Regions from separate parts of the Homo sapiens genome. Here regions 1 and 3 are each linked to region 2. A link is a loop called in an ENCODE intact Hi-C map of the cell type or tissue named here. Cell type or tissue: CD4-positive, alpha-beta T cell. All regions are shown on one strand. Region 1 overlaps LOC112267908 (translation initiation factor IF-2-like). Region 2 holds the start of LOC102723696 (a long non-coding RNA gene). Region 3 has its middle 21 kb from the start of ROPN1B.

Evidence for each region. A loop is a pair of places that touch in the nucleus more often than their neighbours do. Peaks named below come from ENCODE experiments on the same cell type or tissue, not always from the same donor. Only the 100,000 strongest peaks of a DNase experiment are listed, where the experiment ranks them.
Region 1: it touches region 2 in a loop (7-fold over the local background); 25 of 110 quality-filtered maps call a loop at or near these places.
Region 3: a loop joins it to region 2, with 5 times the contacts of the local background. A loop is called at or near these places in 5 of 110 quality-filtered maps.

Annotation. Positions count from the first base shown.
Region 1 is chr3:125,760,024-125,764,023 of GRCh38, forward strand. The region is part of intron 2 of LOC112267908 (translation initiation factor IF-2-like); the gene reads left to right. Among named protein-coding and RNA genes, the nearest start is that of MIR548I1, 29 kb to the right of the region's middle. RefSeq lists an enhancer at 2,742-3,250. In CD4-positive, alpha-beta T cell, no CTCF peak of the experiment used is centred here; no DNase peak of the experiment used is centred here.
Region 2 is chr3:125,913,826-125,917,825 of GRCh38, forward strand. LOC102723696 (a long non-coding RNA gene) reads right to left here and starts at 1,821. Exons shown (of 5, transcript XR_007096049.1): 1 at 595-1,821. It also overlaps the pseudogene FAM86JP. RefSeq lists silencers at 1,970-2,019, 2,040-2,309, 2,870-3,069 and an enhancer at 2,520-3,110. In CD4-positive, alpha-beta T cell, no CTCF peak of the experiment used is centred here; DNase peaks (open chromatin) are centred at 1,824, 2,296, 2,726 and 3,396; H3K4me3 peaks cover 2,163 bases; H3K27ac peaks cover 1,962 bases.
Region 3 is chr3:125,988,398-125,992,397 of GRCh38, forward strand. It overlaps the pseudogene ALG1L1P. Among named protein-coding and RNA genes, the nearest start is that of ROPN1B, 21 kb to the left of the region's middle. In CD4-positive, alpha-beta T cell, no CTCF peak of the experiment used is centred here; a DNase peak (open chromatin) is centred at 2,164; H3K4me3 peaks cover 1,841 bases; H3K27ac peaks cover 1,051 bases.

The DNA.
Region 1 (4,000 bases), 150 kb before region 2:
CCTGGCAGAAAGGCTGTTATGGACATTGGAATTGGATTTTTACACTAGATATGACACCTCTTTGCGTCAGATCACATTCGTTTTTGATAGACTCTTGCCGAAAAATTGCTCCAGGGTCTGTGCAGTAGCTAAAGCCTTTTTGTTGTTGTTGTTGTTTTAAAAGCAGCATTCAATGTTTTCATGAAGACCTTCCCCGCAGTGATTTCATTGGGAATATGGTCTTTAGCTCTGGTCCTGAATAACTCACACTGAGGAAACCTCTAACAAGTGTTTTATTGGAAGATGTCTGATGGATGGTTGGTTTTAATAACGAATCTCTTCCCTTTTTCTGTCCTCTGTGTTCTATTCTCCTTTCTCTACACATTATTCTGGGAGGATTCACCTATTCCCAAAGTCCTTTCCTCTTTATTTCCATTCCAGAGCTCTCTGTATAACTCCAGGCTGATGAATCCAACGGCCCAGTTGTTATCTCCACTTGGCTGTCTTTCTTGCATTGACCTCATCTTACCTTGCCTCTCCTGATTTCCTCTTCTGCCTGGGCTCACCACTTCAGATTCACACCACCATCCACCCAGCTTCCAAAACACCTGGGCCTCCTCCTTCATTCCTCCCTCTTTCTCAGTCAAGTTAGTCTACTGTCTCCTCTCCATCCTCACTGCCACAGCCTTGGTCCAGCCAACCATCTTGTCTCACTTGGCGTATTGCAGCCTCCTACCTGGTCTACTCACCTCCCACTCTCCTCCAGCCAGACTGCTCTTTTTATAGCACAAAGTGGATCATTACTCCCCTGCCTAAAAACATCTACTGTCTCCCTTTGTCTACAGGATAAACACGACAAAGAGCCTTTAAGATTTGGCTCCAACTTACCTCTATATTAGTCACTTTTTAGAATTATATGAACATCTCTCAGCTCCTCACCCTCTCACGTCTTGATTTTTGCACGTGCTCTTCCCTCTGCTGGGAATGATCTTCCACACCTCTCCTATCGACCTGGCTAATTCCTACCATTTTCTAGTCTTCAACTGAGGAGTCCTGTGGTGGAGAAAGATTTCTCACCACCTGATAGAGATTGCATGTCCACCCACCTCCGGACTTTTATTTATTTATTTATTTATTTATTTTTTTGACGGAGTTTCGCTCTGACCATGCAGGCTGGAGTGCAGTGGCGCGATCTTGGCTCACTGCAATCTCCGCCTCCCGGGCTCAAGCAATTCTCCCACCTCAGCCTTCTGAGTATCTGGAATTACGGGTGCCCACCACCACATCTGGCTAATTTTTTTTGTATTTTTAGTAAAGACAGGATTTCACCATGTTGGCCAGGCTGTTTTCGAACTCCTGGCCTCAAGTGATCCACCCACCTTGGCCTCCCAAAGTGCTGGGATTACAGGCAAGAACAACTGCACCTAGCCAATCGGGTGCCCCTTCTATTTGCTCCCATTGCCCCAGGCATACTGTCACCATAACTCTTACCATTCTGAGTTGAAAATGATTTTTTTTCTTTTTATTTCTCTCATTAAATGCAAAGCTCATTGAAAAGAGGACAGTGGTTGTTCACTGTTGTACTCCTAACCTTTGACTCAGTGTCCTGAGGTTGGCTTTAGAGCTGTGCACACATGTTCAGACATTGGAGCACATCTTATCTAGCACCTCTTTTGAGGTGGCTTAGAGAAAAGTCAGTAGGTACTTCCCCAAGAATGAAACAGAAGCTTCACCTAAATCAGTTCTTCAACTTCAGCCTGCATTAGACTCCTCTGAGAGCTTATTAAAAATACAGTCTCCTAGAGCCCACTCTTCAAGAGTCGGTGAGTTGCTTCATCATCAAAATATGTACAGAATTCAGGCAGTCTTCAGCGCCAGCCTGGTCTGAGCCACTGTGGACTCCCACCTGCAGAATCTCCCTGCTGGTCTCCTTGCTTCTGCTGTTACCTTCTTATTACCCATTCAAGTAGCCAGGGTGATCCTTTAAAAATTTTTTTTAAATTTGTTTGAGATGAAGTCTCACTCTGTTGCCCAGGCTGGAGTGCAGTGGTGCTATCTCAGCTCGCTGCAGCTCTACCTCCTAGGCTCAAGCCATCCTCCTACCTCAGCCTCCTGGGTAACTGGGACCACAGACATACACCACCGCACCCGGCTAATTTTTGTATTTTTTGTAAAGTCACGGTCTTGCTATTTTGCACAGGCTAGTCTTGAACTTCTGTGTGCACCCACCTCAGCCTCCTGCATTTTTAGGAGGCCCCTCTTGTACAGATTTTGATGCAGAGGGCTGGGTGCCTCATGTCTCCTCCCATCTCCCTCTGTCTTTCTGTCTCTGTCTCTGTCTATCTCTCTCTCTTTCTCTTTGCCTTATAGCTGCCCTGGGGACTAGACTCTGCCTTAGGCATCCCTCTGACTCTTGTTTGCTTTTACACTGAGTCTCCTTTAAGTTGCACATTGATCTGAAGCCTTGGGCTTCTGTTCCTATTCCTCGCTTTTGTTGGAAGGGCCGTGCAGCTTCTTGACAAATTGCAAAGGTGCCCACGAGTTTCCAAGTCCCCAAGAACCAAACCAGATGACAAACAAAGATGCAGCCCACAGCTGGGGAGACAGATTTCATGTCCACACAGAGACTCCAAGATGCTGAACTGAAATCCACCCTGGAACCTGTTTTCTCTCTCATTTAAGTTCAATGTCACCTGGGGGATTGCAGGGCAGGGCTGGTTACCATTCACAGGGCAAAGATGCTTTGAAATGGCAACTGAGAATGGTGTGGTGGTTGACAGATGGCACGTCACAGCATAGATTAATATGGAAAGAGAAACTCACCCCTTGGGGGGAATGTGTGAGGCTGGCAGCCACACAGAGGGCTTTTCCTGCGAGCTCTTGCACAGATGCAAACAGCCAGGAGGTTTTGCTTTCTGAGCCTGAGTGGAAGCATTTTCCTCCCTGCACATTGCCACTCTGCAGCAAATGTTTATTCCTGTTGCATTGATTAAAAGTGCTTACCAGGCCGGGCGCGGTGGCTCACGCCTCTAATCCCAGCACTTTGGGAGGCCGAGGCAGGCAGATCACAAGGTCAGGAGATCGAGACCATCCTGGTTAACACGGTGAAACCCCGTCTCCACTAAAAATACAAAAAATTAGCCGGGCATGGTGGCGGGCGCCTGTATTCCCAGCTACTTGGGAGGCTGAGGCAGGAGAATGGCATGAACCCAGGAGGCAGGGCTTGCAGTGAGCCGAGATTGTGCCACTGCACTCCAGCCTGGATGACAGAGCAAGACTCCGTCTCAAAAAAACAAAGTACTTACTGAAGGGGTTTGAGGGCAGTGGTGACAGTGTGAGTTATGGCTTTGCCGGCTGCCAGTGGAGCCATCCGCTCTGCACAGCCGTGCAAGGGTGTTTTGAAAAGTGGCTCAGCCGGCCAGGAGTGACTGGGTGTAAATGTTGCTGCCACAACATCTTGTAGCCTGACTGGGGCCGTGTTTGCAGAACCCCTAAACCACTACACTTGTTCAGGCTTAAAAATAAGCTTAGGTTTTTTTGTTTGTTTTGTTTTGTTTTGTTTTATGAGATGGAGTCTTGTTCTACCAACGGGTTGGAATGCAGTGGCATGATCTCGGCCCTGTGCAACCTCTGCCTCCTGCGTTCAAGTGATTCTCCTGCCTCAGGCTCCCGAGTAGCTAGGACTACAGGGGTGTGCCATCATGGCCAGCTAATTTTTGAATTTTTAGTACAGACGGGGCTTCACCATGTTGGCCAGGATGGTGCGATCTCTTGACCTCGTGATCTGCCCGCCTTGGCTTCCCAAAGTGCTAGGATTACAGGCGTGAGCCACTGTGCCTGGTCAAACATAAACTTACTTTCTTACCTCTTCTGCTGAACTCTATTTGCTTCTTTTCTCAACTTCTGCTGAACTCTATTTTGCTTCTTTTTTTCTGGATAAAGCTCTTCTTTATCCAGAGGAGCTTTTAGCAACAAAGTTAACCAATGACCTTCCCTAGTCTCTCCTTGCAACTGGCTCTCA
Region 2 (4,000 bases):
GAGCCCGCACACCAAAATAAAGATTTCTTCTGGCCGGGCGTGGTGGTTCATGCCTGTAATCCCAGCACTTTGGGAGGCAGAGGCGGGCGGATCACCTGAGGTCAGGTATTTGAGACCAGCCTGGCCAACGTGTTCAAACCCTGTCTCCACTAAAAATACAAACATGGCCCGGCATGGTGGCTCACGCCTGTAATCCCACTACTTGGGAGGCTGAGGCAGGAGAATCGCTTGAACCCGGGAGGTGGAGGTTGCAGTGAGCCGAGATTGCGCCATTGCACTCCAGCCTGGGCAACAAGAGAGTGAAACTCTGTCTCAAAAAAAAAAAAAAAAAAAAAAAAAAAAGAAGAAAAGATTTCTTCTGTGTGCATGGCTCAGCTCTGTGGTCCGCTAGGGTCCTTCCTCAATCCGCTTCCAATCTATGGAATCAGGAAAGACTGAACCAACCTAGATTTATTAATATTTTAGTATAACATAATACAGTGTTACTTATTATAGCATTGACCGTATATGCCCTTTTGCTCCTTGGAGGAAAGGCAATTAATAGCTATTATGTGAGTTAATAAAATAAGCCCAGGATTTATGAGTGTAACTAACCTGTTCCCATTGGTTTTCCTTGTCTCCTGCGGGCAGAGAGCTGATCAAAACAGCAAAAGCAAAGCAGTGCCCCTGGCCCAGTTCTGAGGCCAACCTTCCTTAACCACCCAGACCCATCCCCGGTTAGGACTTGCTGTGGATTCTCAGGTGACTCCATCTGAGGATACAGGGACTGAGAGGGTGTATGCAATATCTCAGACCCAGAAACTGTTGATTCTGTCTAAAAACACAGCAATAACCACATCCCACCCTCTTGATTTAGATGAAAGTGTTTGGCGGAATAAAAGATGAACCTTTTTTTTTCTTTGTCAGATCTTGCGCTCATTTGGTTCTGGTGGGGAACAACAGCTGTGAGAGAACAAGTGTATTCAATTAGAATTAATTCCCCCTCTTATTCTCACGGCTGAGCAGGGCTCAAGTGCCTCTCATCTGAAAGAGGTAATAAGATTTAATCTGTCTCCTCATCTACCTTCTGCAAGTATACTTAACAAATTAGCTCTCGGGACTCTTCCAAATGGAGTTTTATGAGGGATTTGCTAAGGTAAACGTTTTAGACTTTGAACACAATTCAGATTTCAGGGGCAGTACTGAAATCTGAACCGTGTCGCTAACTGCCCTGCCTTTCAACTCAAGACACAATAACTTTGAACTAAAATAATTATATTTTTGTTGTTTTCCACTCTGTCCCCACGTCTATATCACCACCACCCCCAATCCCGCCCCCCAGGAGCTAACTCCTCCTTCCTGTCCCTGCAAGATCAAAACTCCTCCTGGAAGCCCTGCTAGCTCTGTCTGCTCGCCTTCGTGGCAGATATTGCTATTGTACTTTCATGCTCATTTGTGTGGTAAGTACTTCAATGTCCACTTCTTCCACGAGCCCCTGAGCCCCTGGAGGGCCTGGACCACACCTAGTTTTTCTCACTGTTACACCTCCCTTGCCAGACACATGGTAGGCGCTTAATAAGTATTTGGTGAACGGATGGCTTGTTTGGTGACAGTCCAAAGGCTGGGGGACAGACAGAAAGCTCCCTCCTATCGGGCCCCAGACGGGTGGCGCTGATGGAGAGGAGGCTAGGATAACGCCTCCAGGACCGAAGCGCGCACCCGTAAGGCCCCTGCCAAAAAGACCTTCCTGAAGGCGGAGGAACTGCGAGTGCCTACGTTGGCCCAAGGCCTGACACTACGATCCCGGGGACCCTCGCCCTAACCGGCCCCACCTCCCGGGCCCCAAACCTGGACTCGGCCCCGCCCGAAGCTCCGGATCCTGGGGCCCGCCGCTGGCCCCGCGTCGGCAGACCGTGGGCTCGCTCCTGGGCCTGCCTCAAACCCTCCGCAGGTAACGCCTCCCGAACTTGAGCCACACTCCAATCCCCTCCTCAAACCCCTCCCCGTTTCTCACACCCTGGACCCCTCGCTCCGTCTCGGCCCCGCCCCAAGCCCAGCTCCCTCTCGGCCCCTGAGCCCAGCCCCGATCCGCCTCCCAGTCCCTTGGTCCCTGCCAACACCGGACCCTCCCTAAGCTCCGCCTCCCAGGGCCCGCCTCCTGAGCGCAGCCCGCAGCCTAGACTCGGCCCCGCCTCCCGGACCCTGGGCCCCTCCCCACGTCGGCCTGTCCTAAGATCCGCCTCCCAGAGTTCGAGCAGTGCCTGGCAACGTGCTACGACATAGTCAACGCCCCGCCCTGGCCCCGCCTCCTGAGCCCTTCTCTGGGTCTGGCCTTAGCCCCGCCCTAAGACCTGTCTCCTGGGCTCTGCTCCGACTCTCGCCTCCTGAACCCAATCATCGTTTACCCCCACCCTAACGCCCGCCTCCAGGACTCTTATCCTGCCCCCACGCAAGGCCCCGCCTCCAGGACGCCTCCAACCTGGACGCTTCCGAAGCCCCGCTTCCAGGATCGCCCTGTCCTGGCCCCGCCCCAGGACCCGCCAACCTGAACTCTCCCCAGGACCTGCCCCAACGACGCTTATCCTGGCCCTACCCCAGGCCTCGCCCTCATGACGCTCATCCTGGCCCCACCCCAAGCCCCCGCCTCATAACGCTCATCCTGGCCCCGCCCTAGAGCCGCCCCCACGACTCTCCTCCTGACCCTACCCGCAGGCCCCGCCCCCTCTCTGCCCCCGCGCACTGCCCTGGGCCCGCCCCGTCTTCAGTCCAGGCCCGGCTTCCGCACGGTCTCCCGGCAACACTGCGGCCCCGCCCACGTCATGGCGCCCGAGGAGAACGCTGGGACCTAACTCTTGCTGCAGAGTTTGCAGCGCCGCTTTCTGGCGGCGCGCGCGCTGCGCTCCTTCCCCTGGCAGGTGGGCGGCGGGGCGAGCGGAGAGGCCCGCAGGGCTCGCGGGAGTCCAGGGGCAGACGGGATGGGTCTCCGTGCAGAAGCCCCCGACACGCCCGCCACGTGAGTGCCTGGGCTCCCGCCAGTCAGGTCCGCGCGACCCGGTCCCCATCCCTGGGGCCTGGCCAGAGTCGCTCACACCCTTCCTGCCCCGCGGGCTGGCGGCATAAGCTGGGGGCCTCTCCACCGTCTTAGGGGGCAGAGGCGCACTCGTTGTGGGATACAGTTCACGATCATTTTCACGACTTTTTAAAGGCAGTAATCGTTCTGGTCACTGGGACACAGCTGCCCTCGCCCATTCTAAAAAGTCAGCGCCCTCAGGACCGCGGGTAACCACGTCCTCCTGAGCGCGGTGACCAGGTCACAGGCTGTCCCCTCGTGCCTCAGTGTTCTCATCTGTATGTTGAGAACTGCACAGAATCGGCTCATGCTCTGAGGCTCTCACACCTGTGATGGAAGAGACAGAGAAGGGGGTGGCCTCTCGTCTCCCTGGGGACCTACCATTCTCAGCACAGGCACATGGCAGGCAGCAGCCTCCCTTCTGCCAGTAGAGGGGCTTAATGCACCCGGCCCCATTTGTAATTCATGTGCAGTGAGCTCACTGGGATGAGTCAGTTTGGATATATATTCCTCCCTGGAATTTTATGGGGTGTTGCTTAATCATTTGCGTTATTCCATTGATATGAAATATTTAGCACTCAGAGATCATTTCTGGTCAGGAGAAATTTGTGCATTTTTAACCCAAAATAGAAACCTTCATAAAAGCATCATAGGTCTCCATTCAATATTGGCTATAATTGTTCACATGCCCACGCTGAATGCTAACTTGGGCTCACCCTCAACACCCATGAGGTGGGTACTATTATTATCACTCACATTTGACCAGAGGGATTGTTTGATTAGGGTGCAGTAGTTGAGAGTTCAGACCCAGGAGACAGCCTGCCTGCTTCAAATCCTGTCCCAACCCCTGGCCCTGTGTGACCTTGGGCAAGTGACTACATCTCTCTGTGCTGTTGTTTTCTTATTAATAAAATGGGGGATATAATGATACCTACCTCTTAGGGTTGTTGT
Region 3 (4,000 bases), 75 kb after region 2:
AGTAAATATCTTAGGCTTGGCCGGCTAGGTGGTCTCTATCACAAATACTCAACTTTGGCAGTTGTAGCACAGATAATGTGTAAACACATTAGTGTGACTGTGTTCCAATAAAACTTTATAACACTGAGATGATTTTCAGGTAACTTTTCACATCACAAAATATTATTCCTTTCACTTAAAAAAAACTACTTGAAAATGTGAAAATTGTTCTCAGGCTGTATCCAAGAATGGCAGACTGAATTTAGCCAGGGACTGTAGATTTCAGATTCCTGCTCTACACTACAGCCATGGATCTTTGTAAAACCCCAGTCAGTTCACTGTGCCCCCTGCTTGAACTTTTACATATTCCCAATGGCCTTAGGATAATAAGCCAAATCATGTAGCCTATGAGGACTGTATAGTCTGGCCCTACATACATTTCCATCCCCACTGTCTATACTTCAGCAGCAAGAGCCTCTCTGGGTTTCTCTTTCTCAGCATCATGCTGTCTCCACATCTTTAGAATACTCTGCTCTCCACTCTCTAGTTCATTTGCAGATCTCAGCTCACTGCAACATTATTTATAATAGCAAATAACAAAATGAAAAGTGGGGTGGGGGCATAACATTCCCAACACTAGGGAAATGAATCATGGAACACCAGGCAGCCATTTTATAACTGTAGATTAATGAGAAACAATGTTGATTAGATATTAAGAGAAAACACTCATGTTACAGTAATACCTATTATTTCATATTGTTGTAATACATTTATACATATATACGTAGGTGGAAAAAATCTTGAAGGGAATGCACCAAGCTGTTCAGAGTGATAACTCACGGGCAATGGGGTTATGGGTGGTCTTTTCCTTTTTTGCTTATCTATATTTTCTAAAATAAACATGTATTAAGAAAAGTCAACATGAATTTTTAAAAACCAACAACTAAAAAAAAACCCCTTAATTTCAGGTGAATATGTTAGAAAGTTATGAAGTTATGTGAGGGCTGGGGAAGGAAAGGAGAGGTTTTCACAGTTTGATCTAATTCAAAACTAAATCTGTGAAATACTCAAGTTTCCTAAAATCACTCAGGATAAGTGTGTGATATATTGGTGGACATATTTTAGTTCCTGGGCTTTGACATTAATTGTAACAGATTTTTAAAGGGTAGCTCTTTTCTCCATTAAAAAGAAACGAGGCTGGGCATCGTGGCTCACGCCTGTAATCCCAGCACTTTGGGAGGCCAAAGTGGGCAGATCACCTGAGGTCAGGAGTTCGAGACCAGACTGGCCAACATGGTGAAACCCCGTCTCTACTAAAAATACAAAAATTAGCCGCCTGTGGTGGAGCGCATCTGTAATCCCAGCTCCTCAGGAGGCTGAGGCAGGAGAATCCCGCTGGAAACCGGGAGGCGAAGGTTGCATTGAGCTGCGATGGCACCACAGCACTCCAGCCTGGGCGACAGTTGAAATGGAATCAACTGAGTTCTCCCTCTTCAACTTGATTTAAATCATCAACCCAAAACCCAATTCCTAAACCCCAAAACCAATGACTAAAATCCTCATTAAAATGAGTGCACATGCCAATACTAAGAATGTTGTGTCATTCTTCATCAAAAGTAATTACCTCAACACAAGAGGAGACAAGTACGCATGGAAGTAAACCCAAAATCCCAACTAACGAGCATCGTTCTGAGATCAGTGGCCACAGGGAATAATTCTGAAATTGGCATCACATCTACGCAAGATAACAACCTGGAGGTCTTATTTTTATAGAATATCAAGAACAAAATCATCCAAAAGGCACACGATGCCAAACTAAAAATAAAGAGCGAAAATCCAAAAAGTTGCGCGCAATTCCTTCTGAAACCTATCCGCCTCCTACTCCTGTCCCTTCCTCTGGCGCTGGCGGGTCCTCGTCCCGAACCCCCACCGCAAGCCCTGGAACGGCTTCTTAACCCTTTTCTCGGCGGCTCCGCCCCGGCCCCGCCCCAGCCATGCCTCGCCCCCGCCCCGTTTGCCGGCTATTGGCTTCTCCCATCCCCTACCAGAGGGTGACGAGACGGGAAGCCGGGAAGCCGGGAGGGATCTACTGTGCACGTCCAAGGCGCTGGGCCTAGAGCAGGAGAAAGGGTTTGGAGGTGCGTCGGAGACTATGAAGTGCGGCCTTCGGCGTGATCCTTTCCGGAAGCGGAAGCTCGGGGGGCGGGCCAAGAAGGTCCGGGAGCCCACGGCGGTTGTTTTTTCTGTGAGGCTTCACTTACCTCGGTCTGGGCTTCTCTGAGGCTGCGAGAGATGGTCATGTCCGGATCTCAACTGGGCCGGGTGAGGGCTGAGGACCTGAGGAGTCCACTGTGGGGATGGAGAGGGACAGGGGGGTTTTCGGGCCAGAAACTTGTAAAACTCTGCTCGAAAAAAGAGACCGTGCGGCGACATTTAAGTGCTGGGACAGAGGTGCAGGAAACACCTAATCTTACCTTCGTAACACAGCCGCTTGGTCTCTAGATGTGTTTCTGTTTAAATCGTCGTAGCCCTCTAGAGCGCCGGCTTTCGGGTCAGGCCGGGGTTCAAGTCCCAGCCTTCGCCGCTGGGTCCAGTGACTTAAGCTCTCTTAGCTTCAGGTATTTGCACATTGGGATTCCACTACTTTTTACTTCTCGGAACTTACTATTCCTAAGCTGCAAAATAGGCAGAAACAAGCATAAAATTCTGTCTCAAAGAATTGGGAAGGTTAAATGAGAGAACCCGGTAAAAACATCCATCACACAATTGGCGTAGACATGCAACAGAATTTAGTTCCTTTGAAAACACGTAGTTTGCCACCGTCTTAATGATAACAGCAGCTAACATTTAGATAGGACTTATGTGGCAGATACTACTCTTAAGTGCTTTTATGTATTACATAGAATAACCCATTTCATAGTCGCAATATCCTTATGAGGTAGGTACCATTATCCGTCTTTTACACATGAGGAAATTGAGGGCTGGAGGGTTCAAATAACTTCCTAACGGTTACACAGCTGTGGAATCAAGATTCAGACTCACAAAGCTGATGCCAGAGTCCATTCTTCTTTTAGACATTTTACCTAGTAGATGTATGACTTTGAACAAACCACTTTCCTGAAATTTAGGTTCCTACCTCACAGAAATAATAACAGGGTATGGATTAAGTGGAAATGAAAGACCTTAGTACACTCTAAGTCATTCTACAAGGGCAGTATTATCTTGTACTTCTTGGTAGGAGATATGACTACCAAGAAATGCTTATATGATTCTCAAATAGCAAAATTAAAAGTTTAATGATAATAACCCCATAGAAGTAAGTGTAAAATAAAGCAAACTGATTCTCCTGTATTGTGATCAGGACACTCCTTTTGGAGGGCAGCTTTGCAGTTTGTATCAAGAGTTATTAAATTGCCAATAACCTTTCACCAAATAATTTTCCTTTTAATCCTAAATATGAGAAGGCTATTTTCAAGAGGTAGAAAGGTTTATTCCAGGTTTTTTTAATTATGAAAAATATGAAACAAACCAAGACCATATTATATTATTTCCACTGAAAGAAATATTATACAACCATTAAACATTTTTGAGTATTAATATGAAAAAGATTTAAAAGTAGAAAACACAAGATTCAAAATTGCAAATATCTAGTTAATATGACTAAGTAAAAAATGCATATGAAAAAAGATTGGAAGCCCCAATAGCAAAGAACACATCTATTACCTAGATCTTGGTTTCCAAGTACCACTGTCCACTCAGGAGTCATGGTGTCTTGGAGAAATGACCAACTCCAGGGCTGAGCAGGGGTAATATAACAAGAGCATGGATACATCAAACTAAAAAGCTTCTGCACAGCACAGGAAATGATTAATGGAGTGAAAAGGCAATCTACAGAATGGGAGAAATCCAAGCCATGTATCTGATAAATAATTAATATCCAAAATACATATAAGGAATTTCTGTAATTCAAAAGCAGAACAACACATGATCTGGTTAAAAAATGAAAAAAGGATTTGAATAG